Linked DNA regions of Homo sapiens: region 1 is linked to region 2. Evidence: chromatin loops called from intact Hi-C (ENCODE). Cell type or tissue: CD14-positive monocyte. All regions are shown on one strand. Links, peaks and the distances in the headings refer to the core of each region. The heading gives the core; the rest is flanking DNA.

Region 1 (11,439 bases), core at 3,896-6,395, 54 kb after region 2:
AGGGAGCCAGATGCCCAAGTTCAAGTCATTAGTGATATGTGGCAGGGCTGACAGAGAAATAATCCTGGAGGTCTCCAAAGCTGCTGGGAATGGAATGGCGATGAAAAGCGCAGGAGTGGGCAGGGTGTGGTGGGTGATGGTGGCCTCACTCAGAGTGGACCAAGGCCCCAGCTCCTTGCCCAAAACCAAAGCCCTTGGGCCCGAAGTTTTTAGCATAACATCCTGCAGAGAGAGGAGAGAGATAAGGGCATGTTCTTCCTCCACCCCCAGCCACACCACCCACCCTCCTGCTGAAGATCCCCCACTCCTAGTGCCCAGCCAGACTGCTAGGGAAGGAAGGTCCACTGGTACCCCCTCACCTCCACAGCACCCCAATCTCAATAGTAAAATAGCGAAGAGGCTCTTGGTTGTACCCTGTACCCATTGCCCCTGCCACCAAAATTATAGAAGCATCATCTGCTGTAAGAACATTGGACTGGGAGTTAGGAAGCCAGGGTCTAGCCCTATGCCTGCCTCAATTTGCCAGATGATGCTGGCCAAGTTGCTTTCCCCCTCTGGTCTTGTTTCCTCATCTGTACAATGAAGGAATCATACTAGATGTTCAGATCTTGGATCCCAAGGCCAGGAATTAGTTTACATTCAGCAAAGGCAAAACTACTTAGCCCCCCTACCCCCTTGGGCCTCCTGACCCTCAATTAGAAGTGAAAACACCCACCTTTGCAGTAAATCTCGCCATCCTTGTCTGCCAGGGTGGTTGACTCAAGGCCTTTGCCACACTTGGCACATCGAAAGCAGGCCTTATGCCAGGACTAGGCAGGGAAGGAAATAGTTAATGGCTGCCACCAGTGATGAGGGTACCCTCCACCCCAGGCCCACTCCCTTTGACATAACCATGGTATAAGGGCTCAAGCCACTTCTGAAGTCTACTCAGCTGGTGCTGCTGGGAGGACATGGCCTATGGTGCAAGGCAGTAGAGGGAGAAGGCCAGGGACCACACGCCACCTCGCACCATCTTCCATGCTATGTTGCAATGGCCTGATGATTAGGGTCACCAGCTATACCACAAAAGGCAGGTGAGGGGGTGGGTTTAACACCAAAGTAGCTGTTACCCCACTGGCTGGGCCAGATGAGCCTTCTCCAGACCCATCTTGCCAGTAGATCAGTGGTGTGAGCCAGGGCTTTGCACTCCTCCTGGTACTGTCACTTAGTACTTGAACAGCCCTCACCAGAAAGACCTCTCTGCCCTGTGTTGCCTTGGGGCCTCTCATAGAGACCCAAAGGGTCTTCTGTGGCCCCTGGAGAAACTACTCCTTAGGACTTTCCCTGCTGAGTTTAATGCATTTCATAGACTTATTCTCCTTCCAAAGTGATACTAGACAACATTGACTCTGGCTTCCTCTGTGCCAGGCCCTGTGCCAGGCACTTTACACTGGTGAAGTCAGTTAGTGTTCACAGCTACCCAGTGAGGGACATACTGCCACCCTCCCCTCCAATAGCTGATAGCCTTTGGGCAAAGGAGGCACCTAATTCTAGAACTTCAGAGGCTGGGCTGGTCCAGGAGAATCCAATTACAAATACCTTCTCTGTGGCCAGGCATCATATGTTTAAATATCTAGTCCTCACATGCATTCTGTAACACAGGGCAAACAGCTGTCCCAGAAAAAAAGTGAGGCCCGAGTTTGTACACAGTGATGGGACGTTGCACAGACAGACTTCTCCGCAGCCAGTTCCCATCAACAGCTGGGCAGGCTAAGAGGCTGATGTGTAGACAGCTCTGCTTAACCCAGGAAAAGCAAGAGGCAGGCAGCAGTCAGATAAGACAAAACAAGGCCTTTTAAGGGCAAAGACACTCCCAGTGCCCAGGCTGGTGGATGAGAAAGGAAATTCATCCCCTCAGATTTCCTGGTTGCCTAACCTTGCACATTGGCTTCTCCTCCAGAGAGCTGAAATGGGGGGACCTGGGTCTAGGTCAGTGCTGGTGCAACCTCAATAGTCACCCAGCCTTTGCTGCCTCCTCTGTAAAGCAGGGGCTGCTACCCCAAGCTCTCTAGGCTGGAGAAAAACTGAATCACACCTAGACCAACACCTCTCCTCATATTTCCTAGCCACCTCCCTGCCAAAATAAGCTGAATCCCTTTGCTCATTCATAAGCACCCAAAAGTACTCCCAGCTCAACATTTCTTGAGCGAGGCAATAGAAAGGTGGGGCTTCTCCCTACCTTTTCCACTTGAATGCAAAATTCTCTTATCCTACTCCTTAGTACAGCCCTAACTTTACCTTATAGCCTGCCTAAGTAATGGAAATAGTGATTCTTAGCTATTCTTAATAATTTTCTATTCTCATAATGAGATAGAACAAAAAACCCAACTTAATAATAATATTAATGTCTCCTGTTTTCATATCCTTTAGTCAATGGCAAGGATCTTCATTGTGACCTCAAAATAATCCCTGAAAATAAACAACAATAATAATAACAATAGCAAAACTGTACTGAGGACATACCAGGCACTACATTGCACATTATACATGTACTATCTCATTTAATCATTAAAACTGCCTTGTTGTTGGGTGTGGTAGCTCACACCTGTAATCCCAGCACTTTTGGAGGCCGAGGTGGGTGGATCGTGAGGTCCAGGCTGGTTCAAGACCAGCCTGGCCAACATGGTCAAACCCCATCTTCACTAAAAATACAAAAATTAGCTGGGTGTGGTGGCGCGTGCCTGTAGTCCCATCCACTTGGGAGGCTGAGGCAGGAGAATCACTTGAACCCGGAAGGCAGAGTGCTAAGATCGCGCCACTGTACTCCAGCCTAGGTGACAAGTGTGAAATTCTGCCAAAAGAAAACAAAAACAAAAACAAACAAACAAAAAAAAACTGCCTTATTTGTCAGGGGCCATTACTTGGTCCACTTTGCATTTCCTCCACCATCCAGGCCCACTTTAGAGCTGAAGAACTGAGGCTTAGGAAGGCTAAATTTTCCCAAGTTCGCTCAGCCAATAAATGGCAAAACTAGGATTCAAAGCAGGCTGTCTAGAGTCCAAGCTCTTAATCACCGTGCTAGGATCCCCTCCCATTTTGCAGCCTTGGAAATGGGTTTGAAGAGGCTAAATGGCCCAAAGTAGCATTAACAGTAGTAACAGCAGTAAGAGCAAGGGCTTCGGAGTCAGACAAACCTGGGCTTGAGTCTGGCTTAGCCCCTTCCTAGCTAGCGGATCTGGGCAAATTATGTAATCCTCCTGACTCCCAGTTTCTTCATCTGTACAACAGGGATACTAATCCCCATCTCTGTCCAACCATGACTGTGAGAGTAGAGATTCTAACACTGGCCTAAGTGTTAATTGTTTAACATTTCTTGATCAATTCCCCTATCCCATTCCTCAAGGTCAAAAAGCCTTGAAAGCCAAAACCTGAATCCAGAAGAGATGAAGATGGGCTCCAGGCCCAGACATTCCATAACCTTGTTGTGTGATCTTGGCCAAGTCACTTTTCTATCTCAGGCCTCACGTGATGCTCCAGAATTCCTCTCTGGCCCCACAGCTGAAAGACATCTCTTCTGTGATTTTCTGACTGCTAATCTGACACTGCAAACCCCAGGGGCAAGAGTTCTGCCTCTTCTCTACTGCAGCCTATCTGAAGGAAGTGATCAGCTCAATTGGGAACTGTTGATTTGCTACAGTGATTCTCACTGTGCATTGGTGATTGGGGGCTACTGTCAGAATATCATGGGGGAAGGGCATGTGCGGCAATTCTAAACAGTGTGAAAAAAGCCTCCTAGGAGGCTCTGGTAGGTCTGAACCTTGAAAATCTCTGCCCTGGGGGTATTTGGATGGGTTTTTGGGAGTCCACATCCCATGAAACAGAATGTATATTTTTGGGATCACAAATCCTTTGAAAATTTAATAAAAGCTATGGATCTTCTTCTAAGAAACAGACAGGTTCCCATGAAACTTTGTATATAATCTTCAGGGCTTTGTGGACCCTCTGCAGCCCATCCACGTACCCTTACTTTCTGTTCTCCTATATTAGAGATACAGATTGATCATTGCCACTCCCTATGAATTGCCCATTGTCCATCAATGCTGGGGATGTTACTGCTCATGGCTGATATGAGCTCCTTGGAGACTGGAAAGCACAGGTACATGCAACCCACAGGGACAAAGAGAAGAGGTTAAACCCCAGTGCTCAGGCTGCCCTGAGCAGAGCTAGGTCACCAATTTAAAAGTTCTGGAATCCACATTTCAGGAAGATATCTCCCCCCATCCCTCTCATGCCCAGCAGCCACCTTACCTTCCCAGCACCAATCACCTTCTCCGCAGCATAGACTGCCTGGCTGCATCGGGGGCAGCGCTCGGAGCCACCAATCTTCTGGGCAAATTTGGATGCATTGGGGTTGGTGGTGGGCCTGTGGCCAGGGGCTCTGCATGGAGAAGGGCATGGGGTGAGGTGACTTACACTGTAAGTACAGGTGGGGCTGGCACTGAGAGGGCATGACCCTACCTTCATCTCATGCCAGAGCAGCGCGCAATTCTCTCTGCCAAAGTCACAAAGGCTAGGGCCTCTAGGGTCATCTCCCATTTTACAGATGGACAAACCAAGCCTCAGCACAATGTTATTTCCATTGTAACATCATACTTCCCTCGGTCACCCAGTTAACCCCAGAATCATTTAACACCCCATTTGCTAAGAATTGCCCTCCTCTGCCCCTCATTCCTGCAGCTGGTCTATTATCAGATTCTTTACAGGAGAAATCTGCTGATGAATCATTCCCACTGGGGCAATGACCTTGGCTGAAACTTGGTAATTCATCCATCATTTCCGTCCACCCCCCAGGCCGAGGAGCAAGCCAGGCTGACTGCCAACAGCCACCATTTACCCAGAGGCCAGGGAGTGCCGTGGGGTGAGGGGGGTGTGGTGGGGCTGATGACACCCTATGGCATTTCGAAGAAAGGGAAATGACTTCTTCTCAGTAGTGAGAGATAGCAGGGCTGAGACAGTGAGGCTGGTGTGGCAACGGTGCTGCCCTGAGCCCCTGATCTGGCTCCGACACTCACTAGCCGTGGGACCCCAGGCAAGTCACTGAGCCTGGGCTGGATTTTCTCATCTATAAAAAGAGGAGGCAACATGGTGAAACCCTGTCTCTACAAAATACAGAATTAGCTGGGTGTGGTGGCACATGCCTGTACTCCCAGCTACTCGGGAGCCTGAGGCAAGAGGATCACTTGAGCCCAAGAAGCAGAGGCTGCAGTGAGCCAAGATTGTACCACTGCACTCCAGCCTGGGTGACAGAGCAAGACTCCCTTTCAAAAAAAAACAAAAAAAGAGGAAATTGGACTAAGTGATTCTTGGGGCCCCTCCCAGCTCTGACTCTCATACAAATATAGAATGCACGCTCCTTGCAGGGAGGAGCCCAGCCTGTTTTAGTCCCTGCTGCATCCCCAGCTCCTGCAGCAGCCTGACACATAGACACTGCTCTGTGACTGCCTTTTAAATAACTGGTTTTCTGAGCCTTCCATTGCTTACCCAAAAATGGTTGTAAATACACATGAGGCCTAATACAGGGTGGGGGAGAGAGCTCAAGAAAAAGGTTGGGAGGGGATCTTTTACTCACTCCTCGTGCTTGATACCCAGCGACTCCCCCTTGTCAGTGCTGAGGGTGCCTGCGCCCTGCCCGTAGCCATAGCCTTTGGGCCCATACTTCTTGCCGTAGCAGGACTTGCAGTAAATCTCCTCACCATGCACGGCCACAGTGGTACTGTCCAGATTCTTCTTGCAGACCACTGTGGAGGGGAAGGGGAAGCGGACGCATTGAGTTGAAGCTGGGGTGACCTTCTTGCTCATTGCAAGCTTCTTACAGCTGAAGCTCTCTGGCCTCTTTGCATACATAATATCCTGATCTTTCAGGAACTGTCTACAAATGGAGGCAGGCGGGATGGCCAATGGGTGGGAGGACAGAGGGATGGGATCTGCATATCCGACTCTAGAAATGCTGGCCAACACCAATTCCTCTTCCAGGAATCCATATGTGTCTCCTTTGGTCCTCTGCACCCCTAAACTTCCTCAGGCTGCAGTGCAACACAGGGTTCAGAGGCAACAGCCTAGGCTGACCCCAAGCCACAGGACGCCTGTTGAGGTTCCTCACTCTGCCCTCAACAGAGACCATATGTCCCAATGGGGGAGGAGGAAAAAGAAAAGAAGGGCAGTTTTCCTGCCTTCAACAGTGGAATCCAGAAGAGACTATCTGTGCATGTTGGCAGGGAGCCAACGGGGGGAGATGCAGGTGATGTGATACCCCATAAGAAATGTTTAACATTTATTAAGTGCCCAACATGGTGGGCTTTGAAATGGGATGCAGCTCATGCTAATCACAAGAGGATTTGAAGTTTCTAATCTCAGAAATCACTTTACCACAGGAAGAAGTGAGGGTCAGACACAGAAGAACTTCCTGACTCCTGGGGTAAGAGAGAGTGGAACGGAAGGAACTAGGGATTGCAATGGTCTGAGCTGGAAAGGCTGTGGGCCTCATATTTCGTCCTGTTAATCTCAGAGGGGAGCTATGCCCAGCTATCCAGAATAAAACAGTTTGGGCTGGGTGCAGTGGCTCATGCCTGTAGTTCCAGCAGTGGGAAGCCAAGGCTGGAGGATTACTTGAGCCCAGGAGTTTGAGATCAGCCTGGGGAAGATGGCATAACCCTGTCTCTATTTATTTAAAAATAAATAAATAAATAAAACTTTTAAAAATAAAAATAAAGTTAAAGCAGTTCAGAGCCTGGGGTCATGAAGAGTCAGACTGCCCAGAATCAAATCCCAGCTCTCTCCCTTTCCAGCCATTTGCAAGTTTTTTTTGCCTTTCCAGCCTCTGTGTCCTCATTTGTAAATGAACATAATAATGTCTGCCCCAAAAGCTGGTGGTGAGAATCAAATGAGATCTGACATGTGAAGTACTTGGCATAATACCCTGCATACAACAAATGCATAATAAATGTTGGCTACTCTTATTAGTATTATATAAAGTTAGTACCATCGGGAGACAAGGAAGTGGGAGGGACAGGCCCCAGCTTCAAGAGATCATTGCTTCTAACTTTCACATACTCCTCTCAAGAGATTCAACTGCATTCTTTTTCTTTACTTGTCCTGTAATCCTAATTCGGTTTGATCATATTCCTTAAATATTGGAGTTCAGCATCTCAGTTGGACGCATCCTCAAACATGTCCTGAACATAGAAACCGAGGGATACCACTGGAGAAGCCACGCCTTTTACCACCCTCGGAGAAGCTCTCAGCTCCTTTCCTTGCAACTGCCATCCTCTTGCCTTTAAAGGGTCCATCCCTCTGCCAGCTCCTCTCTCACCCTAAGCCCCAGGTTGGAGACTTCAGACTAAATAAGGACCCTCTTGTCCTGCTCTGGAGATCTCCATCTCATTCCAGCACTCTGGGCCATCCAAATATGGAACTTCCCACCATTTCCCCCCGGGACCAGCTCCCAAGAAGGAGGGAGAGGGAACCACAGGCCAAGGGCTCCAACATTCCCTTCTAGGGTGGGAAGTCAGGAATTGGCCTGGAATTGTTTTCCTGTAAGATCCCAATTGAACTGAAAATTCCAAGACCAGAGAGAAGGCAGAAAGCAAAGAGTGCTTGGGGGAACAGAGGTGTATTTTGGCTGATCTCTCCAGTAGGAGACCCAGGAACTCAGCCCAGGGCAGACCTCAGGGCCTGCAAGTTGACATCTTCCAGATGGCTCCCCTGCCGAGGACCTCCCTGCTCCTTTCTGCTTTGCCTTGGCCCTTCTGTTCTCCCAGAGGCCCAATCCTGCCCATCGTGGCCCTCTGCCCCTCTACCTCCATCCAGGTGATATACTGAGAGACTCTGCAACTCACCAAAGTCTTTGTAAGATCCACCAAAGACTCAATCAAGGGGAATTTTAAAGGCAGGCCTGAATAAATTTCTACCATATCATGGTAAGCCAATAAGGGGAAAAGAAAAAAAAAAGACTGGATTTGTTGGAAACACATACTTCCAGATGCCACTTTGGTGGGCCCTTGTGATACTGCTTGGAAATAAAGGGAAAAGGCAGCCCCAGGGGAGAGGTCAGAGCCCCCTTGCCCCACTCAGAAATAGAGAATGATTCTCTGCTTCTGGAAGGAAAACCGAGGCCCACAAAACAGTTCCAGATCACGTGTTGGCCAGATGCAGGGCCAGGCCAGAACCCAGCCCCTGACCTCCAGACCTGGTGGTTTTCTGCCAGCCATTGCTCCCCTCCAGTGGGCCACACATGTGGGGCCAAGAGGGTGAAAAGTGTCAGTAAGTCTCAGCCTGCAGGTGAGGAGACGCTGGTGTCAGAAAGTGTGCAAGGCTTCCGTGAGCTTCCCCTGTGCTCTTGGATTCTAGGGAACAGCCCAGGGCCAACCTGTGGGGCCCTGTTCCATCGGCCACCATCACAGAGTTCTTCTTTCCTCAGGGCTGGCTGCTTAACCCACCTTCCCCAGCAGGGAGCTGGGTACAGCTCAGAGATGGGCACATAACCTCAGGGCAGGTTCCCAGCCACGGAGCTGAGCTTTCCCACCAGCCTCTGAACCACCACCTGCTCATAGGATCTGGCAGCCCCTTTCAAGACCATGGGAGTATACTGTAGGCCCTCTCAGTCCCTGGTCCCAGGCCAAGCCCAGGGTGGAGGTCATTCTCCCCACCTTTGCCTATGACATCATCATGTCTTCCTCCCGCCCATTCAGACACTCAGGAAAGGGCACTGATATGGTTTGGCTGTGTTCCCACCCAAATCTCTCCTTGGGCCAAATGGAGATAATTGAATCATGGGGGCAGCTTCCGCCATACTGTTCTTGTGATAGTGAAAAAGTCTTACAAGATCTGATGGTTATATAAATGGGAGTTCCCCCATACAAGCTCTCTTGCCTGCTGCCATGTAAGACATGCCTTTGCTTCTCCTTTGCCTTCTGCCATGATTGTGAGGCCTCCCCAGCCATGTGGAACTGTGAGTCCATTAAACCTCTTTCCTTTATAAATTACCCAGTCTCAGGTATGTCTTTATTAGCAGCATGAGAGTAGACTAATACAGGCATGTAGGTGGGCAAGCTGAGTAGAATCTGGAGCCAAGAACCCACATGGTCACAACTGCTTTTGGGGACCCAACCAGGCCTGGCCAATGAGGGAGATGGCCCTTACTGCCCTTGGCCCAGACCTGGCTAGCCTCTCCCTTCCTCGGGAGGGAAAGTCCTTTGATTCAGTGGGCACCCTGAATGGGGTGAACACTTATCACCCACTTCACTGGAAAAGAGAAATGATGTGCCTTCCATTCATAAACAAATCTTTGTCAGGAACCCACTTTGTGCCAGGTGCTGTGTTAGGCATGATGAATGAGCAAGTTGTGGAGATGGCTCAGCCTGCTGGGACATGTGCAGTGCTAGGGGGTCCACTTGGTGCTCTGATATCCAATAGCTGCACTGGCCCTGAGACCCTAGCGTGACCTGAGACTGCTTCCTGCGGCTGCTCATTGCATAACACCCCCGCACCCCGCCAAGAGCCCTGCTCCCCAGCCTGACTTTCTACAACTGTTTCTCATCCGCAGCGCCCCTCACACCCTGCCCCAGGCCCTGTTCCTTCCTTCCTATGCCACCCCCTGAATTCCTGACTTCCCTCAACCCTCTGACCGACTACTCCTCCGTAAACAGGTCTGCAGGCAGGCACCCCCGCCCACAGCTGACCCCTTATGGTCAGTGATTAAGCAACATCTGAGAGCAAAGAGAGGGGCCCTTAGGACCCCAGCAGCCTAGACCCCCTTCCCAGCCAGCACCAAGCTCTCTCTTATTCCCTCTGGAAAGATAAACGGCTTGGAAATTCCTAAGAGTAGTGAACTGCTGATAACAAGACGCTGCTGTTTCTGGCCTCCTTTGCAGGCTGGAAGCCAACAAAGCTCCACTAAACCTTGTTTACTCCCCATTCATCAGACGCAGCCCTGGAGCTGTCACTCCAGGCCCGGCTGAGCAGGATGTGGGGCCCCTGCTGCCCTGTGCGGGGTGGCCTCAGGTGGGTCTACCTAGCGACAGGCAGAGATGCAAACGTCCATTGAACAGGTGGCTCTTGGCCCATCTGTATCCTACTCTGGAGCACAAATCATGAAACTTTGCTTCGTGTAATGCAGAACAGACAGGACCCCATTCTTGGATCTCCCCATCTTCAGGGGCCTCAGACCCTGGTGAGGGCTTCTTTGTATCACACCATCTTGCTACAGATCCCTCAGCAGTGTGCGTGTGTGTGTGTGCGTGTGCACGTGTGTGCGCATGTGTGTGTGCATATCATTTCTTCAACACTCATAATCATTTTAAGTGCTTTGTCTTACAAGCTTCTTTCATTTTAATTCTCACAACAATCCCATGAGGTAACTATTATTACCTCCTCCGTAATAATGAGAAAACTCAACCAGAGAGAAACTGAGTAACTTGTCCATCATCACACAGATAATAAACACCGAATCTTTTTTAACTAAGACATTCTTCTACCATCCATTCTGCCTACCATCATGGGGAATGTACCTTGGCGGGCACAGTGGCTCACACCTGTAATCCCAACACTTTGGGAGGCTGAGGTGGGCAGACTGCTTAAACCCAGGAGCTCAACGCCACCCTGGGTAATATAGGGAGACCCTGTCTCTCTAAAAATTTTTTTTAAAAATTGGCAGAGCATGGTGGCATGCATGTGTAGTCCTAGCTACTCAGGAGGCTGAGGTGAGAGGATCATTTGAGGTGGAGGCTGCAGTGAGACACTGCACTCCAGCCTGGGTGACAGAGTGAGACTCTGTCTTAAGAAAGAAAATGCACCTTGCTGAAGTTGCCTCTTCTTCTAACCCAGACCTTCTGCTCTGATCACAATGAACCAACTCATTTAGGAACCTGAGGAGAGGCTTCACCAAGTTGCCACATCCTGGAAACATCACCTGGCCCAGGTACCAGTGGGTGCAGCATCACGGTGTCAGGATCCCTGGGTCGACCTGACCTCTGTCAGTTGCTTGGTATTCTTTTGTCTGATTTCTTACTCATCTAGGCTTATGACTGGAGCAAACCTTGCTCTGGCTTCTTAGGAGTAGATATCAGGGAACTTTGTACTCCCTCTTCCTCTCATCCCAGGCTGAGTGGGAATGGGAAGTGAAGAACTGAACAGGCCAGCCTGCAAGGGGCTGAGGAAGGAGGAGCCCCACTCTTCCTCCAGATTCAGCTTCACCATGAGGTTGTGGCCTCTGTTGCCTTTGAACAAGAGATAATTAGGGTGCAAAGGGCTGAAAGTGTTTTCCTCTGAAATGGTGAAATCATGACAGGGAGAGAGAGAAGAGAGAGCTGAGTGGAAAGTTTTCTTAACCAAGTCTTTACAGCTTGGCTTTCAGCCCCTGAACGCCTGCCACCCCGACCCGCTCTGGCCAGTTCATCCCTTAGA
Region 2 (11,439 bases), core at 5,864-8,363:
ACTTTCTGTCTCTGATGCTCACTTGGTTCTAGGCATTGCCTCCCCTGTGTTTTTGGGTGCACAGTTCTACCTTCCCTCTGAAAAGGCTGTCCCCAGGGGCAGCTGATGGGGCTTCTCCCCTCCATCTGTTCACTCTGGACCCAGCATGGTGTGCAGCAGAACAGGCCTCTGCCCACTCCCCCACCCACCCCCAGTGGTTTTCAAACCCTTATAGGGCATCCGAATTTTGAGGGGGGCTTGTTAAAACACAGATTCTGGGCCTCACCTCCCCAAATTTCTGATTCAGCAGGTCTGGGATGCAGCCCAGAAACTTGCATTTCTAACAATTTCTCAGGTGGTGGCCTGAGGACCTCCCTTGAAGAACCACTGAGGCAGTTGAGACTTCAACAGCAAGTTTCCAGGATGCCACCCAAAGGAACAAGTGGTTCTGGAAAAGGGGAAAGTGGAAGCAACCTCTGGGAGTGACAGTGCTGGCAAGAAGGCTCAGGGTCCCAAAGGCGGTGGCAATGCAGCTAAGGTCAGACACACTCTGTGTGAACAACATGGCAAAATCACGGCAGTCATGGAAAAGTTAAAGTCTGGGATAAGATTCAATGAAGCAGCCTCACAATATAGTGAAGATAAAGCCAGGCAAGGGGGCGACTTCGGTTGGATGACGAGGGTCCATGGTGGGGCCATTGCAGGACGCAGCATCTGTCTTGCCTGTAAGTGGGATGGATAAGCCTGTATAACATCCACCAGTTAAGACAAACTTTGGATATCATATTATTCTGGTTAAAGGAAGAAAATATAATCATAGAAAGACTGAAAAAAAAAACATCTAAAAGCAGCCCTTCTAGGCAGACACAACACTTTTGTCTGTGCTCACCCCTCAGTGGGGCCCCTGAACTGGGCATGGGCAGCCCCTGCCCTGGTCCATCCCCCATGCTGCCCTCCCCACCCTACGCTTCAGACCCAGAGAACTCTGGAGCCCCCCAAACACTCTTTATCAGGCACCAACCCAGGCCTTGGGGTACGATGATGAACCTTGGCTCCTGTCCCCGCCACTGTCCTCAGCACGGTGCCGGCCTCTTGGATGGTTTGGGCAGCTGGACACAGCCCCTTGACGTTCCTGATCCCCTCATACCGTGCTCACTCCATTCCCATCTTCCCATGCAGCAGATGGCGAGGGACAGAAATTATTTTCTTCTTTGCCAGAGGAACGCACTTAGTGCCAGGGCTAAGAGAGGAGAGGGAGTCCGTGGGGACGGCATCCCAGCCTGCCGTCCTTCCCTGGGGCCTGCTGGGGCAGTTTGGCCCACTCCAGCACCAGGCCCATGTGCCCAGCTGCCTGGGCAACACCCTGGCTCAGGCACCGCCAAGCCCCTCCTCACTCGATGGCCCCACCCTGAACCCCATCTGCTCCCTTCCTCTTCTCCCTGTCACACAAAGGCCCAGCCACAGCCGCTGAGCCAAACTAGAAATCTGAGGGTCCCCCCCTCTGCTCCATTCCCTTCCTCCTCGCAGCCAGGAGAGCAGCAAGTCCTGTCCTGCTCCCCTCGAGGCCTCCTAACCTGCCCTCCTCCACAGACCCACGCCACCGTATCTGTTTGAGCCACTGTCTTCTGCCAGCTTCATGGCAGCAACCTCCTCACCGCTCCAGCTGACTGCTCCGGAAGCCTCTCCATCCCACTGCCGCCCGAACCACCTTCCTTCAATGACAATATGAGGATAAAATGCAAACCTGTGGTCAAGTCACATGCGCTTCTGTGATCACACCCTTGCAGCTTCCCTAGCCCCTATGCCCCCTGGTCCCAGCTGCACAGAACTATTCAACATCCCCAGATCACCAGAGGCTTCTCCAAAGGCCCTTCTCTCCCAATCCACCTATACTCCTACCCTCCTCCAAGTCTCAGTGGAGCACTGACTCGTCCAGGAAGTCTACCCTGGCCACCCGACTGCACTAGGAGCCGCTCCTCCAGGCCCCATAGCCCTGTATGTCCCTCTTTCTACATGGCATCCACAATACTGAAGTCATCTATTTACTCATCTGGGAGAAACTTGAGTGTCAACACTATGTCTTATGCAGTTTTATATTCTCAGTGACCACCACAGTGCCTGACACATAGTAGATGCTCATCGAATAAACGAATGGACAAGTAACCAACACAGAAAGGCACCTTCTGGCCAGACACAGTGCAGGAAATTTGCCTTTCATGGCTCAGGAGGGATCTTTGCTTGTTTCTCAGGGTCCTGAAATAAGGCTAGGAGGCTCATGGCTAAGGGTACAGGGAAAGGGCCGTCTGAGAAGCCATCTGTTTCAAGTTCTTGGCACCTGGAGTGTCTGGGCACCAGATGCCCCCTCTCCCAGAGAGAAGCAGCCGCAGCCACTCACTGACCTTGACATAGGTGATGAACTGCTCGCCCTCCAACAATGTGCTCGGACACACATAGAAACAACAGCTGGGCACTGGGCCTTTGTTGTTGTTAAACTTAGGCCCTGGGAGGTCACCCTGAACTATGACCACCCCCTCCACCCTGTGCCCAGCCTGGGGCCAGAAATGTCAGGGGGAAGCAGGTGCCAACACAGACAAAGAGCCCTGCCCTTGTTTCTGGTGTGTATCCCCACCTCCCTGGCTGCTTCCTCCTCCCGCTCCATTCTCCTCCAAAGCCCCATAACTCCACAGACCCCAGCTGTCCTTCTTCCCTGCTCTCACGCCCTTGCCCCCACCCCATGACTGTTTTGCAGGAGGCTTGGGGAGGAATTGAGAAGGGTGGGACCTTCTCAGTCAGCAGATCTAATGAAGATCCTTCCAGACCCTAGCCAGGATAGGACAACCTCTCCAAAACTCTGAGGCTGGGCTGAGCCTCTTTCTGAGGATAGGGCTTTCATGGGGTCTCACCCTGTTCACAATGGGGCAGGGGGAGGGGCAAGCTGCTACCCTCCTCTCTGTGCAAGAAAGAGGAGGCCTCCCTTTGCTTCCTTATACATGCAGACTCCCAGCCACACTTCAACCCATCTCTTTGCTGCTCATCAGGGCTCAGCTATAGGAAAATTGGTAACACAAAGCCCAGCTCCAAGGTGCTCACTGTCAGTCCAGCAGGGAACGGGACTGCAGACATATAACTACACCCAGAGTGCATCTGCTGCAGCAGAGGCTGGAAACCAAACGGGGGCCTTGGGAGCTGGGGGTGGAATGAATTTCCCCAGCCAAAGCAGGAGGTGGAGAGGGATTAGGCCCCCTAAGACAGACCCCTCTCCGCCCCGTCACAGACTATCCTGGGTTTGCGATGTGGTAATGCTTCTCGAAGAGTGGTCCACCAACTCCTGGGGGTACCATATTTATCTTTGCATTGGATTGGCATGTGGGCTGATAGTGCGAAGGCAATGGTGGGTAAAACTGGTGACTTATTCTTTCCCATGTTGCAGTCATTGGGGCCAAAAAGCCAGTTTTATTTAAGCGTCCTTGATGAAACAGAAAAAAATGTTAATTGTATTAAATTAAATATGTTTAGAATATAGAGCACTTCTGCCATAGACCAAAGTATATGGAATACATATCTATATATCTGTGTAAGCTATAAGTGCTGTATTCCATCATAAAACATCTTTTTTTTTTTTTGAGACGGAGTTTCGCCTTTGTTGCCCAGGCTGGAGTGCAATGTCACAATCTCGGCTCAATGCAACCTCCACCTCCAGGGTTCAAGCGATTCTCCTGCCTCAGCCTCCCAAGTAGCTGGGATTACAGGCATCCACCACCACACCTGGCTAATTTTGTATTTTTAATAGAGACAGGGTTTCTCCATGTTGGTCAGGCTGGTCTCGATCTCACAACCTCAGGTGATCTACCCACCTCAGTCTCCCAAAGTGCTGGGATTATAGGTGTGAGCCACTGCGCCCAGCCAAGGCATCATTTTTACTTGAGAAAAGGACTGATTGAAAAACTATTGTCTGGATGCAGTGGCTCACACTGGTAATTCCAATACTTTGGGAGGCCGAGGTGGGAGGATTACTTGAGCCCAGGAGTTTGAGACCAGCCTGGGGAACATGTAAGACCTCATTTTTACAAAAATTACAAAAATTAGCCAGTCATAATCGTGTGCACCTGTAGTCTCAGCTACTTGGGAGGCTGAGGCAGGAGGATCACTTGAGCCTGGGAGGTCGAGGCTACAGTGAGCTAAGATAGCACCACTGCACTCCAGCCTGGGCAACAGAATGAAATCCTATCTCAAAAAAAAAAAAAAAAAAAGGAAGGGAAGGGGAGGGGAGGGGAGAGGAGGAAAGGGGAGGGGAGGGGACTATTGGCCGGATGCAGTAGCTCATTCCTGTAATCCCAGCACCTTGAGATGCCAAGGTGAAAGGGTCACTTTAGTCCAGGAGTTGGAGACCAGCCTGGGCAACATGGAGAGACGTCGTCTTTACAAAAAAGTGCAAAAATTAGCCACGCGTGGTGGCACATGCCTGTAGTCCCAGCTACTCAGAAGGCTAAAGTGGGAGGATCACTTGAGCACAGGTGGTCGAGACTACAGTAAGCTGAGATCAAGTCACCATACTTTAGTCTGGGCAACAGAGGGGCACCCTGTCTCAAAAAAAAATAAAGAGATGAGAAAAGAAAAAGAAAAACTGTTAATTGGACTTGACTATTTTCTCAAAAATGAACAAAGTAAGCCTGTAACTTTTTTTTTTTTTTTGAAACAGAATCTTGCTCCGTCACCCAGGCTGGAATGCAGTGGCCCAATCTCGGCTCACTGCAGCCTCCACCCTCCAGGTTCAAGTGATTCTTGTGCCTCAGCCTCCCGGGTAGCTGTGATTACAGGCATGCACCATCACGGCCAGCTATTTTTTGTGTTTTTAGTAGAGACGGGGTTTCACCATGTTGCAGGCTGGTTTCAAACTCCTGACCTCAGGTGATCCTTCAGACTCACCCTCCCAAAATGCTGGGATTACAGGCATGAGCCACCGCACCCAGCCTAAGCCTGTAACTCCAAGGAAAACAGTTCAGAGTACTTGTTGCCAATTATAAAATTCAAGCTTTCCAACAAAAATTTGAATCTTGAAAAGTTCTATCTGCCATCATGAGCTTGACAGGTTCCCAAACACGTAAAGACTTTTCAGATAAGATCAATGGTGATATTAAGAATGTAATTGTTTATCATTGTTTAATGTATGAAATGCATCAACATTTGGAAAATATGCATAACTCGGAACATCAATATCCTCCAAATGACCAAGGCATAATGTCACAAAATCCAGAGTATTAAAACTTTATTGATAGGTTTCAGATTGTACATTGTAGCTAACCCTTAAGAAACTCCCACTTATCGAGTTTTGATGTAGTACCCAAGAATATCCACAATTCTCTGAAAATGCTATTAAAATACTTCTCTCAGCCGGGCACAGTGGCTCACTCCTGCAGTCCCAGCACTTTGAGAGGCTGAGGTGGGCGGATCACGAGGTCAGGAGTTCAAGACCAGCCTGGCCAACATGGTAAAACCCGTCTCTACTATAATACAAAAATTAGCTGGGCATAGTGGCGTGCACCTGTAATTCCAGCTACTCAGCAGGCTGAGGCAGGAGAATCACTTGAACCAGGGAGGTGGAGGTTGCAGTGAGCCAAGATCATGCCATTGCACTCCAGCCTGGGCAATAGAATGAGAATCTGTCTTGAAAAAAAAACTTCTGTTTTCTGACTACATATCTATGCAAGACTAGATATTTTTTTGTTGTATTTCTAACAAACAGATTGATTGCAAAGCAGATATGAGAATCCAACTGTTTTCTATTAGGCCAGACAAGTAAAAGGATTTGTAAAAATGTAATAAAATGCCACTCTTCACTAGGTATTTCTGCTCTGTAATTTTATCACAAAACCTTTTATTTATATTAAATAATATTTTATTTGTATTTATTTTTTACATTATAATGTATAATATATTGTTACATTATTTATGACATATAATAAAATAAGTTAACATGTAAAATGGACTTATTATAGTTACTAAATGAATTAATATATTTTAGGCTGGGTGCGGTGGCTCACACTTTTAATCCCAGCACTTTGAGAGGCCGAGACGGGCAGATAACTTGAGCTCAGGAGTTCAAGACCAGCCTGGCCAACATGGTGAAACCCCTGTCTCTACTAAAAATACAAAAATTAGCCAGGCGTGGTGGCACATGCCTGGAATCCCAGCTACTCAGGAGGCTGAAGCATGAGAATCGCTTGAACCCAGGAAGCGGAGGCTGCAGTGAGCCAAGATTGTGCCACTGCATTCCACCCTGGGCAACAGAGCAAGACTCTGTCTCAAACATATATATGTTTACCTTTTTTCTCAGTTTTAATTTCTGATATGGAGAATATTGATAGATTTAACTGACTTAAACAAAAGGTCTTTGGAGTCCTTAACAAAGGGTGTAAAGCGGTCCTGGGTCTCCCTCTCTTGCCTAGAGTGTCACAAACTCCTAGGCTCAAGCGATCCTCCCACCTTGACCACACAAAGCATTGGGATTACAGGTGTAAGCCACTGCACCTGGCCAGGCGTATAAATGTTTCATTCAAAGTTGGTGACCCGGGGCTGCTACACTGAGACCTGACTTTACACCCTTTATTATTAATCTGAGAACAACATTCTATGTTTTTAGCAGATTATTATTGTTATTATCCTGATTCACATTATCATCTACAAAATAACATAAAAGATGAAATAATCAAGAAAACATAAAGTATGATTTTTAATTATGTCCAATGGCAGCCAATAACAGGATTCAACCAATAATTTTTTTTTTAAGACGGAGTCTTTCTCTGTAACCCAGACTGGAGTGCAGTGGTGCAACCTTGGCTCACTGCAACCTCTGCCTCCCATATTCAAGTGATTCTTCTCCCTCAGCCTCCCACGTAGCTGGGACTACAGGCGCCAGCCACCACGCCCGGCTAATTTTTGTATTTTTAGTAGAGACGGGGTTTCACCGTGTTGACCAGGCTGGTCTCAAACTCCTGACCTCAGGTGATCTGCCCACCTTGGCCTCCCAAAGTGCTGGGATTACAGGAGTGAGCTACCGCACCCAGCCCAAGAATTTTTAATATCCAAGTTATTGTGTGTAAGATCAGTCATTGCTAGTGAGCTCCAGGTATTTTGTGGTTTAATAAAATGCCCTGAAGGCACTGCATGAAACAGTGGCATTATAAAACTGTGAATTTTGTTTCAGTACTCCGTGTGGGTTATGTGAGAAAAACCTGGCATTGGCTGACCTAGTCCCGGGAGCTGTATTTCTATTCCTGGAATAAAGAGATAAAGTTCTTCTTCTTGCCACCAGAGGGAGCATTGGTGAGCCTTGGTGCATGTGTGTGCATGTGTGTGCGCGTGCCTGTGTGTGTGTGTGTGTGTGTGTGTGTGTGTGTGTGAAGAGAGAGAGAGAAACAGAGAGAGAAAGGGAAAGAACGTGTGGGTGACTTGTTTGTGACTGACTATATGCCTGAGATCGCTTGGGTGTGAAATTTTCAAAGTGGCTGATTGTATGTGAATGTCCCTCCTCCCTCCACCCACATGATAAACAATCAAAAGTGTTTCCAGTCCCAGCCTCTTATTCATCACTCCCTGAACCTTCCCTGCACGCTTGTTCACAGCTAGGTGATCTGGGTGGATTCCAGGGCTAAAGCTTGGAGAGCAACAAATACAGTTCATGTGAGAGAAGCGTCTTGCAATGCAGTTACTGTAACTCCAACATAGTTGCTTTGGACCTGTCTATCTTTCTTAAAGTGAGGTCTCCCTGTAATCCCAGAATTCCCTTGAGGATCTAAGTGTTCTATGGTTCTTAACTTTTGGAAGGGGGTTCAAGCTTCCTTTGAAAACTTTTGCAATGCAAAAGCATTCACACACATCATTTTGAAAAGCCAAAAGCTATTCCACACCAATTCCAGCGGGCTCAGAGACCCTCTGGAACCCATTCAAGGACACACATGGGAAGGAGGCCTGTAGTGTGTGCACAAGTGTCTCTAAAGACTTCAAGATGCTTCATCCCAGGAAGAGACACCAGCTGCAGTAGCCCCTGCTCCTCTCTGGGCGTGGCCAACAGTGACACTGAGAAGTGGAGAGAGCTTGGAGAGAAGGCGGCTGACCCTAGAGGGAGGTGTGGAGCCAGGAGTGAGTGGATGGTCCCTGATGCCTCAGGAGACCGAGGTATGAAGAAAATTCCCGTTTCCACTATTGAAGGATATTGAGGTTCCCAAGGTGCCTTGCGGAGTCCAGGGAGCCAAGAATCTCACAGCCTGTAACAAAATGATATTCACTCCCAACTCCAGGTGCAGCCACCTCAGAATAATTCAGGGGGTTCAGCCTGGAGTGAAGTATACTCTTGCTATACCCTCCCTGGTATCCTCTCCACCTACCTTGATAAATGTGAATTTTTTGTGATGCAGTCTAAAATCCAGACAGAAGGGAAGCCTGCTTTTCCTGCCTTGTTGGCCACATGAATATATAAAAACTCCCCAAACATTTATAATACATGCAATAACGTGTTTTAATGTCATACTGAGAAGGTAGTGATTAATTCTCTCAGAGGGGACTCAAGAGAAGATTTGCAGGGGGCATAAGCCCTGAGCCAGGTTTTGTAGGATGTATAGGAGTTCATCAGGCAACCAAGGACAAAGGGCACTACAGACCCAAGGAACAGCCTGGCCACGGCACAGTGGCCTAAGAAAGCATGGTGTGTGGGGAACTCTAGCAAGTTTACTCTCACTATGGAAGAGACGAAGGTTAAGAATAAGCCCCAAGGGGCATGGATGTGTTTTGTTTTGTTTTGTTTTGTTTTGTTTTGTTTTGTTTTGTTTTGTTCTTTGGAGACAGAGTCTCACTCTGTCATCCAGGCTGGAGTGCAGTGGTGCAATCTTGGCTCACTGCAACCTCCCCCACCCCAGTTCAAGCGATTCTCCTGCCTCAGCCTCCCGAGTAGCTGGGGCTACAGGTGCCCACCATGCCTGGCTAATTTTTGTATTTTTAGTAGAGATGGGGTTTCACCATGTTGGCCAGGCTGGTCTCGAACTCCCGACCTCAGGTGATTCACCCTCCTCAGCCTCCCAAAGTGCTGGGATTACAGGTGTGAGCCACCACACCCAACCATTGATGTGTTTTAAAGGGAGGCAGAGGAAGAAACTCAGAAGAGGAGAGAAAAAGAGACAGGGCTAGAATAAGATTAGTATGATGTCACAGAAGTCAAGGGGAGACAGAGTCCTGAAGGGACTATTAATATAGTTAATTAATGTGATATTATTAATTTTATTAATAATTAATATAACACTAAAGTCCTCAAAACCCTCTCTGGAAAAAAGCATAGGCCACAGATCCTACCGTGGTTTGTGTTTCTTTTTCCTAAGCGTGTCCTCAACCTTGGCAAAATAAACTTCTAAATCGACTGAGATCTGTCTCAGACACTTGTTGGTTTACAAAACATACAATGCAAACAACAGAACAAAACATCAAAAAACTATGATTAATATTTCCAAAGACAGAGAGATAATATTGCACCCATGAAATGGGAAGAGAATCCATACAAAAAAGGAAAAAATAACATTCAGAAAACAAAAGGAACTCTTTCTCATTCTTTTTTTTTTTTTTTTTTTTTTTTGAGACGGAGTCTGGCTCTGTCGCCCAGGCTGGAGTGCAGTGGTGCGATCTCGGCTCACTGCAAGCTCCACCTCCCGGGTTCACGCCATTCTCCTGCCTCAGCCTCCCGAGTAGCTGGGACTACAGGCGCCCACCACCACGCCCGGCTGATTTTTTGTATTTTTAGTAGAGACGGGGTTTCACCGTGTTAGCCAGGATGGTCTCCATCTCCTGACCTCGTGATCCACCCGCCTCGGCCTCCCAAAGTGCTGGGATTACAGGCGTGAGCCAACGCGCCCGGCAAGAACTCTTAATAATTAGGAATATGACAGCAACAATAACATGTTAATTGGAAGGGCTAGAAAATAAAGTTGAAGAAAGATTCCAGAGGCACAAAAAAAGGATGGAAAATAGATCAAGAAAGATAAGAAAATTCAAGATCATCCAGGAAGTCCAATATTTTACTACTTGGAACTCCAGAAAAACAAAACAAAGAGCTGGAAATGGAGATAGTTACCAAAGAAATTGAACGCACAACGTTCCAGGGGCTAGGGCTTACCAAGTCCCAGCTGTATTATTCACAAAGACCTAAGGCACGGGAGACAAAGAGAAGACACTTGAAACTTCCAAAGAGAAAAATGGGTCACATACAAAAGATTCAAAGTTGGATAGTTTTAGGCTTCTCAAGAGCAACACAGGAAACTAGAATACAATAGAAAAATCTCTTTAAAAAATTTTTTTTTTCTTTTTTTTGAGACAATCTCCCTCTGTCACCCAGGCTGGAGTGCACTGGAACAATCTCGGCTCACTGCAACCTCCGCCTCCCGAGTTCAAGCAATTCTCCTGCCTCAGCTTCCTGAGTAGGAAGGATTACAAGCACGCACCACCACGCCCAGCTAATTTTTGTATTTTTAGTAGAGATGGGGTTTTGCCACACTGGCCAGGCTGGTCTCAAACTCCTGACCTCAAGTGATATGCCCATCTTGGCCTCCCAAAGTGCTGGGATTACAGGCATAAGCCACTGCACCTGGCCCAAAAATTCTAAGAGAAAATAATTTTCAACTAGAATTCTATGTATGCCCAGGTAAATTATCAATTAACTGTCAAGGTAGAAGACAGATATTTTCTGGCTGGGTGTGGTGGCTCATGCTTATGGTCCCAGCACTTTGAGAGGCTGAGGCAGGCGGATCACTTGAGCTCAGGAGTTCAAGACCAGCCTGGCCAACATGGTGAAACTCCCGTCTCTACTAAAAATACAAAAATTAGCCAGGCGTGGTGACACATGCCTGTAATCTCAGCTACTCTGGAGGCTGAAGCAGAAGAATCACTTGAACCAGGAGGCAGAGCTTGTAGTGAGCCGAGATGGTGCCACTGCACTCCAGCCTGGGCAACAGGGTGAGACTCAGTCTCAAAAAAAAGAAAAAAAAAAGAAGCAGAAGAAAGATATTTTCATATATGCAAAGTTTCTAAATTCTCTTGCCTCTTTTCTCAGGAAGGTACTAGAGATTGGGTTTCACCAAAACGAAGGAGCAAATCACCAAAAGGCAGGCATGGGGTTCAGGGAATTTGGGATCCTGTAGGTAAGAGGCAAAGGAAATTCCCAGGACAGTGGAGAGGGAAGCTCTAGGATCACTAACAGCTGTATATGAGGCCCAGTAAGTAACTAGCACAGATTAGAGCGGGAGACTGGGGGCAGGCGAGGGGTATGGAAGAAAAAAAAAAGAAAAGAGAGAAGAGAGAAGAGTGCTCATAACTTCCTCACAGGTTTGGATCTACTGAGCCCTCTAGGCCAAGAGGAAAAAGAGGCTAATTTAGTCATGAAACATATATAGACAACTAAGCAAATAAAAACACGGCAAAACT

What was found. Hi-C counts contacts between places; a loop is a spot of excess contacts. Peaks named below come from ENCODE experiments on the same cell type or tissue, not always from the same donor. Only the 100,000 strongest peaks of a DNase experiment are listed, where the experiment ranks them.
Region 1: a loop joins it to region 2, with 5 times the contacts of the local background. A loop is called at or near these places in 63 of 110 quality-filtered maps.

The regions. Positions count from the first base shown.
Region 1 is chr1:201,484,568-201,496,006 of GRCh38, forward strand. CSRP1 (cysteine and glycine rich protein 1) reads right to left here. Exons shown (of 6, transcript NM_004078.3): 3 at 5,609-5,777; 4 at 4,288-4,417; 5 at 716-809; 6 at 1-222. The coding sequence ends at 146. Among named protein-coding and RNA genes, the nearest start is that of CSRP1, 17 kb to the right of the region's middle. In CD14-positive monocyte, for the core only: no CTCF peak of the experiment used is centred there; DNase peaks (open chromatin) are centred at 4,884 and 5,354; H3K4me3 peaks cover 743 bases; H3K27ac peaks cover 2,138 bases.
Region 2 is chr1:201,428,573-201,440,011 of GRCh38, forward strand. It overlaps the pseudogene LOC124904582. Among named protein-coding and RNA genes, the nearest start is that of TNNI1, 13 kb to the left of the region's middle. In CD14-positive monocyte, for the core only: CTCF peaks have their summits at 7,237 and 7,436; a DNase peak (open chromatin) is centred at 7,339.